Linked DNA regions of Homo sapiens: region 2 is linked to region 1. The links are chromatin loops, found by intact Hi-C in ENCODE. Cell type or tissue: CD4-positive, alpha-beta T cell. All regions are shown on one strand.

Region 1 (8,000 bases):
CATTAATTCAGCAAATAGCCCCAGTGGGCTACACCACGTTCCAGATGCAATTTCATTTTAACAGGAACAGAGACTTAAACCAAAAAAAAAGTGCATCATTTCCACTAGTGTAGAGTGAAGCTTATTTAAGGAAAGTAAACTAAAGAGTAAGCAAGTAGGGGGCTGGGCACGGTAGCTCACGCCTGTAATCCCAGCACTCTGGAAGGCTGAGACGGGCGGATCACGAGGTCAAGAGATCGAGACCATCCTGGCCAACATGGTGAAGCCTCGTCTCTACTAAAAATACAAAAATTAGCTGGGTGTGGTGGCATGTGCCTGTAGTCCCAGCTACTCAGGAGGCTGAGACCAAGAGAATCGCTTGAACCCAGGAGGCAGAGGTTGCAGTGGGCCGACATCGCGCCACTGCACTCCAGCCTGGCAACAGAGGGAGGCTCCGTCAAAAAAAAAAAAAAAAAAGTAAGCAAGTGGGTAAATACGGTAATTTTCTTCTTGAAAGGGGCTATGAAATGATACAGTGACTCAGACAGTGGCTGAGGGGAAAAGAAACATATTAGATAGAAAGCTCCAGAAATCCTGGTTGATTTGACACAAAGACCTACAGAACAGGTAGGAGCTAGCCCTGCATAGATCTGGGAAAAGAGCAGTCCAGGAAGAGGGAACAGCAGTTGCAAAGCCTCTAAGTCAGGACAAGTTTGCAGAAGTTCACGGAGTAAAGCAAATGCCAGTTTGACTGGGGAAGAGAGAGTGAGTGGACAGAACTGTAAGATAAGCTGGGGCCAAGTGCACAGGCCGCAACATATCCGGCTCTGCTGGTAAGAAGGAGGAGTTTAAATCTTATTTCAGATGTAATGGGGAACTATTGGAGAATCACCTTTATGTCAAGAATGCAGCAGCTCCCCTACAACTTCCTGGCAAGGATTTTAGGGTAGAGTGTCAACTACACTGAAAACCATTTGAAAACAAAATCCAGCCCCTGATTCCATAGTAGAAGTGCCATCTGTGTAGACCTGACTTAGCTCCAGGGCACAACTTTACCCAAAGACTACAGAAGCCGTGTTCTTTCCATGACTGACTATACAAACTCAGAATGTCTGCCCATGGAAGAAAAGACTTCAGGGACACACAGTAATGCTCACAGATTCCAGAAGGCCACTTTTGGGAAGGGAAGACCAGAGAAGGGCTTTTGAGACCACTTAGGTTCAGAGGGGCCTAGAGGGGTTCCAGAGAAAGACACTTATCTATGAGAGACAATTTTCCAACAGCCAGAGTGTGTCAGGTTCTAAGAGAAAGGAATTCCCAAGAGCAGAGGCTTCTGTGTCTTGGGAGACAGAGTGAGATGACCCAGGGAATGTGGCAGGGTTGCAGGCCAGGTGGGGAGTTGGGCTGGAGGCTCTTCCAACCCCAGCATTTCATTATTCTTTTGTTTTCTGTCACTGGGAACTGAAAATTTGTGCCAGGGTTTTACCTACAGAGAAATTTTGAATTATAGTTAAAAATTAACTTTTCAAATAAAATCATACAAATCTTCTTAAATAAAGCCTATCAGATTTTAAGAAGAGTTTGTCTTCATCAGATTTCAATTGATGAAGGAAGAAAGAAAAAAGGAAAACTTCAGTGAAAGTAAAAATGTAGAATGTGCCCTTTGACTGATTGATCTGATCAACAGCAATGTGTCATTTAGAGTTCCTCAGAGAATTATTAGCACTGGCTAGAGTCAGCCTGACCAATCACACACACACACACACACACACAACACACACACACACATGCATACACACACACACACGCTGATGGAAAGCAGTGGGGCTGGAGGGAACACTTACCAAAAGCATAAAGTTAAGCCTTTCCATCAGCAATATCTCCACTGGCTTTTTTATATACTGCCTGCAACTCAAGATTGAAGAACTGGAGATTTTCATTCCTGTTCTTCCTCTTTCAACGGGCAATGTTGAAGCCCATGGGTTTTGGAAGAAATCTGGCTTTATTTCCCAGCTCCTCCAGGTAGCATCTAATCATGCTGGGCAAGAATTCAATTTCTCTGAACTTTAATTTTCATCAGGCAAAGAAAAAGATATAGAAGTAGCAATTGTTTTCCAGGGAAAATGTAAAGATTAAATGGAATGACATACATAAACTGCTTAGTTAGAGCACATAGTGCTCTGACATTTTAGCTGGAAATAATATGCAGCATTTATTGAGTGCATGTATTGTATTTGCCATGCACACTCTTTAAGTGTTTTGCAGTGGTTTTCTTTTGTATTTAAAATTCATGTCGGCCAGGTGCAGTGGCTTACGCCTGTAATCCCAGCACTTCAGGAGGCCGAGGTGGGCAGGTCAGGGGTTCAAGACCAGCCTGGCCAACATGGGGAAACCTCGTCTCTACTAAAAATACAAAAATTAGCTGGGCGTCGTGGTGGGCGCCTGTAATCCCAGCTACTCAGGAGGTTGAGGCAGGAGAATCGCTTGAACCCAGGAGGCGGGGTTGCAGTGAGTCAAGATCGCACCAGTGCACTCCAGCCTGGACAACAGAGCAAGATTCCGTCTCAAAAAAAAAAAATAATAGTTCATGTAATCCTCACAGTATCTATATTGGCAATAAACATTATTGCCATCCACATTTTATAAATAGGGTCACTGAGGCACAGCGAGTGTAACTGCCTTGTTCCAGATTCCACAGTTGGTCCATGACAGAGCTGAGATCAGAACCCAGAGTCCTAACTCTTGACCATTGCAGGCAGTGTCCTTTGCTGCCGCAGTGAATTCAGTAATGCATGCACAGTACTGAGAAGCATTACCTGCCCTTATGCTTTCTAACTTCTTTTCTTCTTCCCACCATTGCAGTGGATCCATCCTGCTGCAAATGGTCATTTTTTTTTCCAGGGCACAATCTAAACATACATCGTTCTCTACTTAGAATCCTAAAGCTCTCCCACGGCCGGCAAAAGGAAACTTAAACTCCTCAGAGTGGCTCACAACCTGACCTCTTGTTCTGCCAGCTTCATTTCCTGTTGCTCTATCTCTGAACTAAACACCCAGTCACTTCAGACTTCTCCCCCAAGCAATGCTGTTTCCTCATGCCTGTGTGCTGGGGTGCCCACCGCCCTCCCGGCTAGAATACTCCTCTCAATTCCCTCTCCTTGGCAAAACTGCACTTTCTACTCTCTTCTGGGCATGCTCCGTCCTGCTGACCTGGTCCTAATCTGTTTACTCTCACACCAGTTCTGTAGGGCAGACGCTGTTGGTTTTCAAACGGGGAAGCCAATTCGGAGAAAATTGTGTTCAAATCATACCGCAGGAAAGTGACTAAGCTAAGATTTAAGTCCACATTTTTTAGTTTCAAGACTCTTTCACCTCCCTTGCACCATCTCCCAAGAAGAACTGGGGGCATTATTTTCTAGCTTCAGCGAGACCTGGGAAGGCTGGTGTTTCTCTTGATGGGGCATAACGTATCTCTGGGAGTGCCTGAAATTCCCTCTGGCTGGTCATCCTCACTCCTGGACTGTGTCTCCTTCCGCCACATTCAATGACCTCTGGGCCCATGGAGTCCAGGACACCCACAGGCAGATGTAGCCACAGCTCGAGGAAGGTCTCTCTGTCTCTCTCCGTCTCTCTGTCTCCCTCTGTCTTGCTGACTAGGAGAGGCACAGGCCAATGTAAGAAGCAAGCCTGGCTTGGGATGCAAAATAAAATGGAATAACGGGGCATGTGCATTTTATCAGAACCAAACAAATTGTGGCTATAAACATTCCGTCGCCAGTGAAATTGCAGCCTTCTTTGAAGATCAGTGTCTGTTTTTTAATGTATCTATATTAAAAAAAAAAAAAAACTGGACCAAATTTCCATTCAACCAGTATGGGGAGGGAGCAGGGGGTGGGAATGGGGACTGAGCCCTGGGAAATGAAACAAGGGAGGGAGAGAAAGGAGACCTTATGTCCTGGATTAGCACATTGATTAAAAGCAAGTTTCTTTCTCTTGAGCAACCCGCCCCCCACAGCCCATCCGCAGCCCCGCAAGCCACTAACCACAATTATTCCACGGGGTCTCTCTTTGCCTTACTTATTTGATATCCTCAGACTCAACTGTTATGGTTCAGACAGTTTGTCTTAGGGGTCCTGGGAGAAGGAGAAAAAAGGCAGCCTCCTAATTGTCTGCAATCGACTGTTGACATCTGCAAAGTACTCTAGCTTCTAACCCTCTCTGTGGATGGTGCATGAGTGCCCCCCACCCACTGCCCACCTCATCCACCTGGGCTTGGCAAGCGGGGCAGCTGCCACCACCATGCACAGCTGGGACTCCTGCCCTGAGCTCTGGCACCCTCCAACACACTGGGGTCACCTTGCTCCCTGTCCATTCCCCAGACCATTTTGTCCGACCTGTGGCTTCAATTACTCTCTGAAAACAGACAATACCCAAAGCCCTGCTTCCAGCTTTGATCAATCTTTGTTGCTCCAGAACCGCATTTGCAACAGTATAACAGACACTCTAGTTACTTCCATTTCTTTCTGGGTAAAATAAAAGAAAAAGACAAATCCCGGACATCTCATTCTAAGTAACTGCTCCTAAAGCAAGAACCTCAACTCTGACATGATTAAATGTAGCCCCACAGCAGAACTCACACATGTCTCCTGGAGCCAAGATCCCTCCTTTGATTTTTCACCCATGCATTCTTCTGTCCTTTTGTTCTTCCAGACATTTCCACTTCTGTATGAGTTTTGAGTAAACACTCGAAACTTAAAATTTCTAAAACTGAACTCTTTCTTGTACAGTCTAGAATTACTTCTATTTATTTATCAGTAATACTCCAAGACTTGATATCTCCAAGTCTTCTCTGATTACGTTCCTCTAATGCAGTACAAATTATAGTCAGCATAACACATAACAATAGCAGTCACCGATGTTTTCTAGTAACACTGTTACTATCACAATTACAGCCCCACTACTTCTTGCCAAGTGTATTCACTCATAGAATGAGTTTTTCTTCCCAGCTTACTTCCAGGAATTCAATGTCACTTTCAATCAGAAAACTAGATGCAGTTAAAATAGAAAATTAGGGGAAAAAAATGAACCCCTTCCCAAAGAAACTGGATGATATGTTTTCTTAAATTTTTATAGATTTGTATTTTTATAAATTGTGCACTTTTCTATAGGTATGCTGAACTTCAATGCAAAGTTTACTTAAAACAAAAATGGAATAAAAATGCCAAGATCCCCCATAAGGCTCTGGGTGCTCCCTCTGTTGGGAACCTCACTTCCCCTGCAATTTCCCCACTATGCCTGGCTCTGATTTCTGGATGTATTGAAGGCCTGGTTCAAATCCTGCCTCCTAAATGTAGCCTTCTCATATTTTCCTCAATCAAGGTTTGTCTCTGCACTATTGAACACCCCTCCCCATCCTAATTGGCTCGATTTATTGTCTTTCCCACAAACGTGGTCTGGTTCTGGCTTCAACAGCACCACAGTCCATCCAGAGCTCCAGCCATAAACCTGGAAGATGCCTGTGATGCCACACTGCTCATATGAAATCAATCACCAGCTCCTATGGCCTTTATATCTCTACATCACTCAAGTCATCTATTTTTCTCCCTTTCTTCAGCTAATATCCTAGTTCAAGCTGCCATCATGTCTGGATTAATGTGAGGTGCTCGCAGTGAGTCTCCCACACACCGTGGCCCTCTTTCAATCAATTCTCCACATGGCAGCAAGGTGATATTGTTAAAATGGATGTTCCCTGACAGTCCTGTTGTCTGTTCCATTCTGCCCCTTCTTAAACCTCTCAGTGTCTTCCCTTCATCCTTACAATAAAGGCCAAAACCCTCACCATGGCCATGCCTCCTCACTAGCGTCAACTTGTGCAGTATCTTCCTGGATTTTTTCACTCCAGCCACACTGACTGGCCTTCATTTTTTCCTTCAAGAGTCTTCACCCTAGCATTTCCTGCTGCCTTAAACTGCTCCTTCTGCTTAATCTTCACTCACCCTCAGAAAGCAAAGGATTGGCTTTTCAAAGAAGTTTTTCTGACTCTTTCATATTAACACAGGCTCTTCCTCTGCAATGGACCGAATGTTTCTGTCCCCATCCCCCAAAGTTCATATGTTGAGATCCTAGACTCCAAAGTAATGATTTTAGGAAGTGGGTCCTTTGGGAGCATGTGGATCTCAGACTTCCAGCCTCCAGAAATATTAGGTTTCAGCTCTGAGGGAAAAAAAAGTTGAAAACATTTTACTTGTTGATTTAAAATTATATTACAAAGCTATACTAAACAAAAAAGTATGGTACTGGCATAGAAACAAACCCATAGACCAAAGGAATAGAATACAGAGCCCAGAAATACACCCGAACATATATAGTCAACTAATTTTTGACAAAGGCACCAAGAGGACATAATGAGAAAATAATAGTCTCTTCAATAAATTGTGCTGGGAAAAACTGTATTTTCATATTCAAAAGAATAAAATTAGACCCTTAGTTTACACCATGGATGAAAGGCCCAAAAGTAAGATCAGAAACTATAAAATTTCTAGAATAGAACATAAAGGGAAAGCTCCTAGACATTGGCCTTGGCAATGATTTTTTGGATATCACACCAAAAGCTCAGGCCGTAAAAGCAAAAATAAATAAATGAGACTATAACAGACTAAAAGCTTCTGCACAGAAAAAAAAAATGAAATGGCAAACTACATGTCAAAAAATAATATTTGCAAACCATATATCTGATAAGAGGTTAATATCATACAACTCAATAATAGAAAGCCAAATAACCCAATTTTAAAAAAAAAATGGGCAAAAGACCTAAATAGACATTTCTCTAAAGAAGGTATAAAAATGAACAATAGATAAATTAAGAAGTGCTAAACATCATTAATCATCAGGGAAATGTAAATAAAAGCCACTATGAGATACAACTTCATGTGCGTTAGGATTATTGACTGTTATCAAGATTTCAAAAGATAACAAATGTTGGAAAAAGTGTAAGAGAAAAGGAAACAAATTCTTGTAGACTGTTGGTGAAAGTGTAGATAAGTTTAGCCATTATGGAAAACAGTATGGAGGTTTCTAATGAAATTAAAAATCGAACTGCCATATGATCCAGCTACTACTCTTCGAGGCATAAAGCAAAATGTTACAAAATGATCACCTTCCAAAGGTAAAGAGACCTGCACTCCCATGTTTATTGTAGCTTTATTAACAATAGCCAAGCTATGGAAACAACCTAAGTGTTTGTCAACAGATGAATGGATAAAGAAACTATATATATACACACACATTTATATGTGTGTGTGCACATATAAAATGGAATACTATTCAGCCTTAAAAACAAATAAATAACAGAAATGAGATCTTGCCATTTTCCCCAACATACATCAGCCTGGAGGACATTATTCTAAATGAAATAAGACAGACATTGGAAAAAAAAAAAAACAGAAGAAGAATGCATGATCTCACTTATATGTGAAATCTAAAAAAAAAAAAATCAAAGATACAGAGACGGAGAACAAAACAGTGGTTACCAGGAGTGGGGGTGGGAGGGGATGATGGGGAGGAAATGGAGAGATGTAGATCAGAAGATACAAAGTAGCAGATGTGTAAGATGAACATATGTAGATATCTAATGTACAACATAAGGACTACAGGTAATAAAATTGTGCTTTTTTGCGAATTCATGCTAAATTAGTAGATTTTAACTGCTTTTGCCACTAAAACAAAAGAAAATGGTAATGGTGAGATGATGGATATATTAACTTGTTTCACTATAGTAACCTTTTTACTATCCATGTGTATTCTATAACATCATGTTGTATACCTTAAATACACACAATAAAATTTATTTTAAAATAAGTTTTTAAAAAAAGATTTCATGGAGCTTTACTTACTAGGTTTTAGATTTCTTTGAAACCCACCACTTTTTTTTTTTTTCTATTTTTCCCTTTTGGAATGAAAATGTCTGTCTACACCTGTTTACCATCGTATTTTGCAAGCACATAACTTGTTTAATTTCACTG
Region 2 (8,000 bases), 54 kb before region 1:
GCCTGCCATTGGGCCATTGCAGTACAGCATGGGGAGGGCTGTCACGAGGGAGTTTAGGGGATGATGCCCCCAGGTGAACCCAGCCCTTACTCTGGTAGGCCCACACCATTCCTCCTCAGCCTGGGGTGCTGCTAGCTTTCTGGCTTTGCGAGTCCCTGCATTGCCCTCTGGCCCCCAATTGAATCCCAACAGTTTCTGTTGTCACCATGTAACTCTGTCTCTGTGTTAAGTCTCTTCTATTATGAAGATTCAAAGTGTTTTCTGCTTTCCTGTTTGGACTCAGAATGGTAGACTCCAATTATTATTGAGACACAAAGCAATCATAACTGATTAATATCACTGTTTTAAAAAGAGCAATGTCTTTATTGTCTAAGGAGGCCATATAAATTCATAGGAAAAAGCCCAACCCACTAATAGGGCCCCATATGTACTGAGAGTGATTGGCATTCGCTGAGTATTGATTACATTCCAGGAAGCTCAGGGCCTTAGAGTCCTCAGCTCATTCAATCTTCACAACAGCCCTATTGTGACTTATATTCATTTTACAGAAGAAATAACTGAGGCCCTACATGTTAAGTAAATTGCACTAGGGGTCAGCTTAAAAAAGTAATTTGATTTTTTTTTCTTTCTAATTTTGAAAAGACAATAATTGCATTTCTCTAATTGCCCAGAATGAACATGCACTTCTTTTAAAATTAGAAAATAAAATAATAAAAAGTTATATGTGAACAAACCAAAAAGAAAAAAAAAGCACAGAAGTCTATCTTCTTTTTCAGTAAATGTTTAAATAGTAAATGTGTCTATAGTTGTTAGTCATACAGTCTCTGTCACAATGATTTAACTCTGTTATTATAGTGTAAAAGCAGCCACAGGCCATTTGTTAACAAATAAGTGTGGCTGTGTTCCAATAAAACTTTATTTAAATAAACAGGCAGTGGGCCAGATTTAGCTTGCAGTCCTTAGTTGCCTCACCCCTAGCTAGATCACGACAAGCACTCGATAAGCATGCATCGTTGCTAATGTTTAGAATAGTGATTTCAAATCTTACTTGGTCAAACTCTTGTCTGATTTTGCTTTCCTTCCTTCGGGTACAAAATACTCTTAGTTTGCTACCTGCACCGCCTAGGAGCACTCAGCACTGCTGTCTCTGTTGACCAAAGCCTTGTGATTACCCCACATTCCTCCTGCCGTTTATTCCCCTGGAATGAGTTCCCCCAAGCATGCTTTGGTCCCAGTACTCCATTGCACAGTCATTTTGGAAAATGTCAGCTGTTGCCCCCCATAACAGACCTTGATGGGCACAGCACGAGGCTTGTCACTGTATGTGAAGTGCTGTGAGGAAATTATAAAAACATGATTAAAGGAGAGAATCACAGAGAGCGAGCGAGACAGTGGTTTCGGGGAGAGATGTCAGCTCGCATATTGTTTTAACTAGAAATACTCCCACAGTGTCATCAACTCCACAAAATACACAGTTGAAAGTAACAGCTTCTTAATGCCAAAAGGCTTGATTTGAAACTTCATGAAGGTTCAGAACTTCAACTTGAAGGGAATGAATGTTTAGGAGGCATATTGTGTGTGGCAGACTCTCTAACCCACATTTCAATGGCCTGTTCAATGAGGCTTTTCCACTCTCATACCCTTTCGGTGAGAGAGTAATTTGCCCCAATCTTCCTTAAAGACAATTTAGTCATTTTTAATCACAAGTCTTTAAAATTGGCATATCCTCGGACCTAACAAGTTTACCCTTAGGACTATATCTGAAAGAAATAGTTGGATGAACTCTGTGTGTAGAAGAGTGTTCACCATAGCAGTATGTATTCTGGGTAGCATCCTGAAGCAACTAGAATTCCTGATAATTAGCGACTGTTTAAAAAGATATATTGCATCCCTCTAACGGAAGAGTTTATAGCTGTTAAGTATCAGGTTTTAGAAGACTATTGAGTGAACAAAGAAAGCACTCACAAAAACAGGCTATAATATAACATAGCCTATATGATTCCAATTTTGAGAAAATAAACATGTTGTGTCCCTGTCAGTAGCTGGAGTTGCATGAAAATGTAATAGCGATTATTTCTGCTGCCATTCAAAACACGCTTCATTTTGTAATTTACATTTTTATATTTGTTTTTCAAATTTTGCCCATGAGTATATTTTTCTCTTAAATGTCAGCGAGAAAAAGATAATAAATTTTGAAAAGAGAAAATAAATGTTCTCTAAAACATGCTAAATTTAAAACAAACTGGGAAATAATGTTTGCGACATAAAGACAAGATTTTAATATCTTTAATCTAGAAAGATATTTTATAAATTAAGAAAAAATAACTCCAGTATGAATTCACAGAAAGAAAGCAAACAGAAAACATATTCACACACAAAAATTCACAACTGAAACCATGTTCAAGTACCTAATAAATATGTAAAAAGTATTTATCTTTGCTAGTGATCCAATAGACACAGATGAAACAAAATATAAGGTAGTATTTTTTAGCCATTAAATTATCAATCTTTGAATGATACTAATCAGAGTTGCTGATGACAGATGACTCAGCTCCTCACACCGAGGTGGTTAGCGTCTAAATTTGTTCATTCTTTTTATAGAAAGCAATTTGTATTTGCCGTGACACATGACATCACCAGTACCGAAACTTTGCCCTAATAACTCCATCTCTACAAATGTTTCCTAAGGAAATAAGAGTACTTAAAGATGTTTACAAGGATGCTTATTTCAGCTTTATTTAAAATATTTGTTTGTAAATGTGGAAACAATATGTGTTTAGCAAACGAGAAGTGGGAAAATAAGTTGTGATGTGCAGATAGAATTAGGGTAGAAGATTATATATAGTCATAGGTTAGAAGATTATATAGACATCAAATTATATTTTGAAACATTTTTAATGATATATAAACATGCTTTATGAGCAAGTGAGAATAGCATGATGCCAACTGTCTCTCTACGTTCCAATTTAGTAAAGTGTCAACGCACACACATAAAATCACTGGAGGGAGATCGGCAGTGGGTGATACCGGTTGCTGATGTTATGAGTAGCTTATTCCTATGTCCCCTAGATGGCCGATAATCCAAAAGAAGCAAATCAATATTGAAAACCACAGACCAAAAAACAAAACAAAACAAAATGGCGGGGAAGAGGAGGCAGAAGAGAAGAAGAAAGAGAAGGAAGAGGAAGAAGAAAAAGAAATCCCAGGACTCTACCTGGTCCTCACTGAAGAACTTTTTTGCATGTATTTGAAGAACACACATGCAGTATTGCATTACATCTGGTACCTGCCATCAGGCTCTGGCCTCATTTCTTTCCATTCACCTGTAAGTACCAGTTGACTCAGTTCTGCATGTCATGGTAAATATTCCAAGTTAACACTTGACATTCTGAAGTGCTGTACGAATCTAGGCCCTGTTGCTATCTCCTCTCAGTAGCACTTTTGTCAAACATTGTCACTGAAGGTGACTCTGGGGAATAGATTTTTCTTGCTCCTTTATCACTAAACTTGCTTCCTCCTTTTGGGAACATGAAACAGGTGGAATTTATAGTGTAACCATTATAGTTCTTAAAAGAGATTCTGAGAGCTTCTCAGAATCTCAGCTCAGCATTGGAGGCACCTGAGGAATTTTAGGACCTACTGATGCCGAGTTAAACCCCAGATCTCTTGCTGTGAGGCCGAGGCATTGGCAGTCAAAGGTGCCCAAGTGATTCTCATGTGCAGAGAAGGCTGAGAACTGCTCTGTTTTTTACCGGCACGTGTTTTCTTTCAAAAGAATGTCTGTTGCAAGGGAAGGGACCTACCACAAACCCAACACTCTACATGCTCACACCGACTATTCATTGTCATATTTGATTTGTATAATCACCCCTTAAGGTAAAAGCTCTGAACTTCCTTTCCAGTTGAGGGAATACACTCAGAGAAATTAGGGTTTCCTGAACTCAGGCAGCATGAGGCATGAAAAGGAAAGACAAGAATAACAAAATGTCCTGGGTTTGACTCTTGTCAAAGCTGTGGAGTGGTGGGCAAGTCCTCTTAGCATCATGCTCAGTGATCTCTGATGTTCTTTACTGATAGCCCAGTGACTCTCCACTGGGGGCAATCGTGCCCCAGGAGACATTTTGATTGGCGCTACTGGAGGAGGAAAGTGCAACTGACATCTAGTGGGTAGAGGCAAGAGATGTTGCTGGGCATCCTATAATACATGGGACAGTCCCCACGGCAAAGGATTATCCAACCCAAAAAGTCGACAGAGCCAAGGCTGAGAAGCTGGCTTTAGCTGCAAGTTATGAAGATGAATTGAGATGCATTTCCTTAATGTGTTTAGACCGGACGAGTCCCTCGCTTGGCAAAGACCTGAGAAATGCAATGATCTCTAGTCCCCTTTTCTGTCTCTTCTCAGGGCACTCGAGTCTAAGCCAGGAAGGAAAATCTTCCCAGCCTAAATTTGACAATGTGGAGGCCAATCTGGCATGAGACAGTTTATTTCTACACCCCCAGAGAGCAGTAAAGTCCCTCTCAAAAGCCAACCCAGACAAAACCAGTCCTTTCTGGCTCTTCTTTTTATCTGCCACACTTATCTAGGGCTCAGCTCAGGGAAACCTCCCCCAGCTGGAGACTAACTTTAAGGGCAGGTCCCGGCTCCCACAGCCTTGCAGGCACCGTGAGAACCTCAGTCTCCCCAGAGGAAGAAGCCATGGGCTGAAGAGACAGCTGCACTTATCACTTCCTCCCATCGCTCAGTCCGTTGGGCTGTTCTCCAAAGTAGGCCAAACTGCTCTGGGTCTTGTTAGGGAAGAGACCCAGAAACCAGCAGGACAGGAAAAGGCAGCTCTGCTGGTCTCTGAGAGCTGAGAGTGAGACAGCCCCAGGACAGCCCACAGCCCTGGAGAAGAGAGCCCTGTGGCTGGCAGTGTGGCTGGAGAAATGTCCAGGGGCCTGGATTCTGAGTCACTGAAATAAAAAGAGGGCTTTAGATGTCAGAGGACTGTACTAGGTGTCCTAGCAGTTGGTGGACCCATTCAAGCTTTTACTGAGCCTTTGAGGAGGGAAGTAATTTCAGATATCTGAAATTACCCAGTCCCCTGTGTGATCCTGCTTCAACTGTGAGGTGTTTAAAAAAAAAAAAGATTCAATGACACTCGTGAAAGCACAGTAGGTGGCCCATGCTTAGGACCATCACAATAAGCACGAGGACCCCTGCAATGAGATTTTTAGTCAGGGACAGAGATTGGGCTCAGCTCTAAATACAGCATGAGCCAATGAGAATTTATGGCCAAGGAGCAGGGCAGGGTCAGTGGATGCAGAGGTACTAAGATAAAACGTCAGCGGGGAGGATTCTGGCCAAAGCAACCCACTCATGTAGATGTCCATTCACCCCGTAGACTCTCATGCCTCATGCGTTTTTCAAATGTTGATGATCAATGTGATGTATGCAGGATTCTCACTAAAGACAAGCCAGGGTGATCAGGCAACACCCAGGGGATGATGGAAGATGAGGAACTTGATCAGAGGTTGAGGATGATCAGATATCAAGGGTGATGGGTTCTTGCTAACCTGACTTAGCAGGGTTCTTTGATAAAACTGGATTTTACAAGGAAGTACAGAGATGGGCTTAAGAGAAGGTCCAAAAGCTTGACTGAAGTTTGGACTAGCAGAACATATTTGTCAGAGGCCACCCTTGCCATGGGGCCCATGGTGATACTTTCTCCCTCAGGGTTTCCAGGAGTTGCCCAAGAGATGGAGCAGGAGGACAAGAGCCCTTCCCCACTCCTCCGCTCTTCCACTCAAAAGCCCCATCTGGCTGAGGGATGGCACTTTCCATTCCAGTCCTAGGAAGCCATGAGGAGTTAGGAATAAGTCCCCAAATGATGCTTTTGCATTCTCTTTCCCACCAAAATATGATCGACTGTTGAGACCTGCCTCAGACCTGAACCTGGCATCTCTACCATGCATCCCTGGAAAATAGCACATCCTCAGCAAAACCTGGGATACCAGCTCACCTCACCCCACCAGGATCCTCTGGGATCCTTGCAAGCCCCTTGCACTGTGATCCTTTATGGTCCCTGCCTTCTGGATACTCCTGTCACTGGGCAGTGTTGCTCAGAACCCTCCCTCCCCTGTATCTGTCTCTCCAGTTCAGCCTAAGTTCCTTGAGGGCAGGAGATATGCATGGTTTTAATTAGCACCACCATCCCTGGGGTCATGCCCGGTAAGTACAGTAATCCCCCCATCTGTATTTTCACAGTTTCAATTACTCACGATCCACCACAGCCTGAAAATATTAAATGGAAAATTCCAGAAACAGTTAATCAGTTTTAAATGTTGCATTGCTCTGAGTAGCATGCTAAAATATCATGCTGTCCTGTTGCATCTCACTGGGGCATGGATCATCACTTTCCACCATATTCCATGCTGTCTACGCTACCTGCCCATTAGTCACTTCATGGCTGTCTTCGCTATACTGACTGTCATGACATCGCAGTGTCTGTGCTCAAGTCACTCTTATTTTACTTCGTAATGGCCCCTCTGAGCAACGATAGTGGTGCTGGCAATTCGGATAAGCCAAAGAGAAGCTGTAAAGTGTTTCCTTTTTTAATTTTTTTGAGTTGGAGTCTCACACTTGTCAGCCAGACTGGAGTGCAATGGCACAATCTTGGCTCATTGCGACCTCAGCCTCCTAGATTCAAGTGATACTCTTGCCTCCGCCTCTCAAGTAGCTGGGACTGCAGGCATACACCACCACGCCCAGCTAATTTTTGTATTTTTAGTAGAGACAGGGTTTCACCATGTTGGCCAGGCTGGTCTTGAACTCCTGACCTCAGGTGATCCGCCTGCCTTGGCCTCCCAAAGTGCTGGAATTACAGGCGTGAGCCACCGTGCCCAGCCTGTAAAATGCTTCCTTTAAGTAAAAGGTGAAAGTTCTTGACTTTTAAGGAAAAAAAAAATTATATGTTGAGGTTGCTAAGATCTATTGTAAGAATAAATCTTCTATCTGTGAAATTGTGAAGAAGGAAAAAGAAATTCATGCTAGTTTTGCTGTCATATCTTAAACTGCAAAAGTTATGGCCCCAGTGCGTGATAAGTGCTTAGTTAAGATGGAAAAAGGCATTAAATTTGTGGGTGGAAATTATGAACTGAAATGTGTTCCAAATGATGGAAATAGGGTTAGGTACTACCCAGGGTTTTAGGCATCTGCTGGGAATCTTGGAACACATGCCTGGCGGATAAGAGAGGTCTACTATAGTTCAGTTAACATTCTTGTAAAAAAAGACTTTACCTCCAAATTCTCATAGATATACTCACTACCCAGGACAGTTTTCTAACTTTTCAAGAAGGCCTGAACTGTCAAAGCTCCTTCTGTGAGTGTGGAAAAGGGAGGCTATCCACCAGGTTTCTCGGCAGACATTCCAACCTTTGCCAACATGTAAGTGGGTATGCGAGAGAGGACGGAGGTTTTGAGGTTTTGATGCAAGACCAATGGACTGTTGTGCAAGCCAAGGTGGTGAATTAGTGACACCCAAAAGGTCACGCTGCCCTGAGTTCACGGTCTGGCCTCCATGCCCCCAAGTCCTGTCTCAGTCTGTGTGTTTAGGCTGGCTGGAGCCTCCCAGCTGTGCACCTGCCCCTCCTTAGACTTAACTGTACCAACGGGATGCTGGTGGCTGGACTGATTGTCTATCACTGTCTCATCCTTAGGCTTCTCAAATCTGGAGATGTAGATCATCAGAGGATGTTTATTACAAATATTAAAATCAAATGTGCAAAGCAATGAAGCTGCCCTGATATGCAAATATGCAATCTTTTCTCCTCTGCCCCCATGAGAAATCTAATAGGGTAGTGGACTTACAATTGGGTTTTGGACCCCACTTTGTCACTTATTAAGCTTGCAACTTTGATGAAGCACAAAATAATGGTGTCCTCTGCTCACGTCATCCCATCAGTCCTGGCTCATGATAGCTAGTCAATGTTGACAGTTTCCACTAGCGAGTTCTTCCATG

What was found. Hi-C counts contacts between places; a loop is a spot of excess contacts. Peaks named below come from ENCODE experiments on the same cell type or tissue, not always from the same donor. Only the 100,000 strongest peaks of a DNase experiment are listed, where the experiment ranks them.
Region 2: a loop joins it to region 1, with 2.7 times the contacts of the local background. A loop is called at or near these places in 2 of 110 quality-filtered maps.

Annotation. Positions count from the first base shown.
Region 1 is chr14:97,719,647-97,727,646 of GRCh38, reverse strand. The region is part of intron 2 of LOC105370651 (a long non-coding RNA gene); the gene reads right to left. Among named protein-coding and RNA genes, the nearest start is that of LINC02291, 37 kb to the right of the region's middle. In CD4-positive, alpha-beta T cell, a CTCF peak has its summit at 3,140; DNase peaks (open chromatin) are centred at 3,016, 3,583 and 7,516; H3K4me3 peaks cover 1,063 bases; H3K27ac peaks cover 1,909 bases.
Region 2 is chr14:97,773,932-97,781,931 of GRCh38, reverse strand. LOC105370651 (a long non-coding RNA gene) reads right to left here. Exons shown (of 5, transcript XR_944186.4): 3 at 7,850-8,000. Among named protein-coding and RNA genes, the nearest start is that of LINC02312, 15 kb to the right of the region's middle. In CD4-positive, alpha-beta T cell, a CTCF peak has its summit at 4,364; a DNase peak (open chromatin) is centred at 4,121.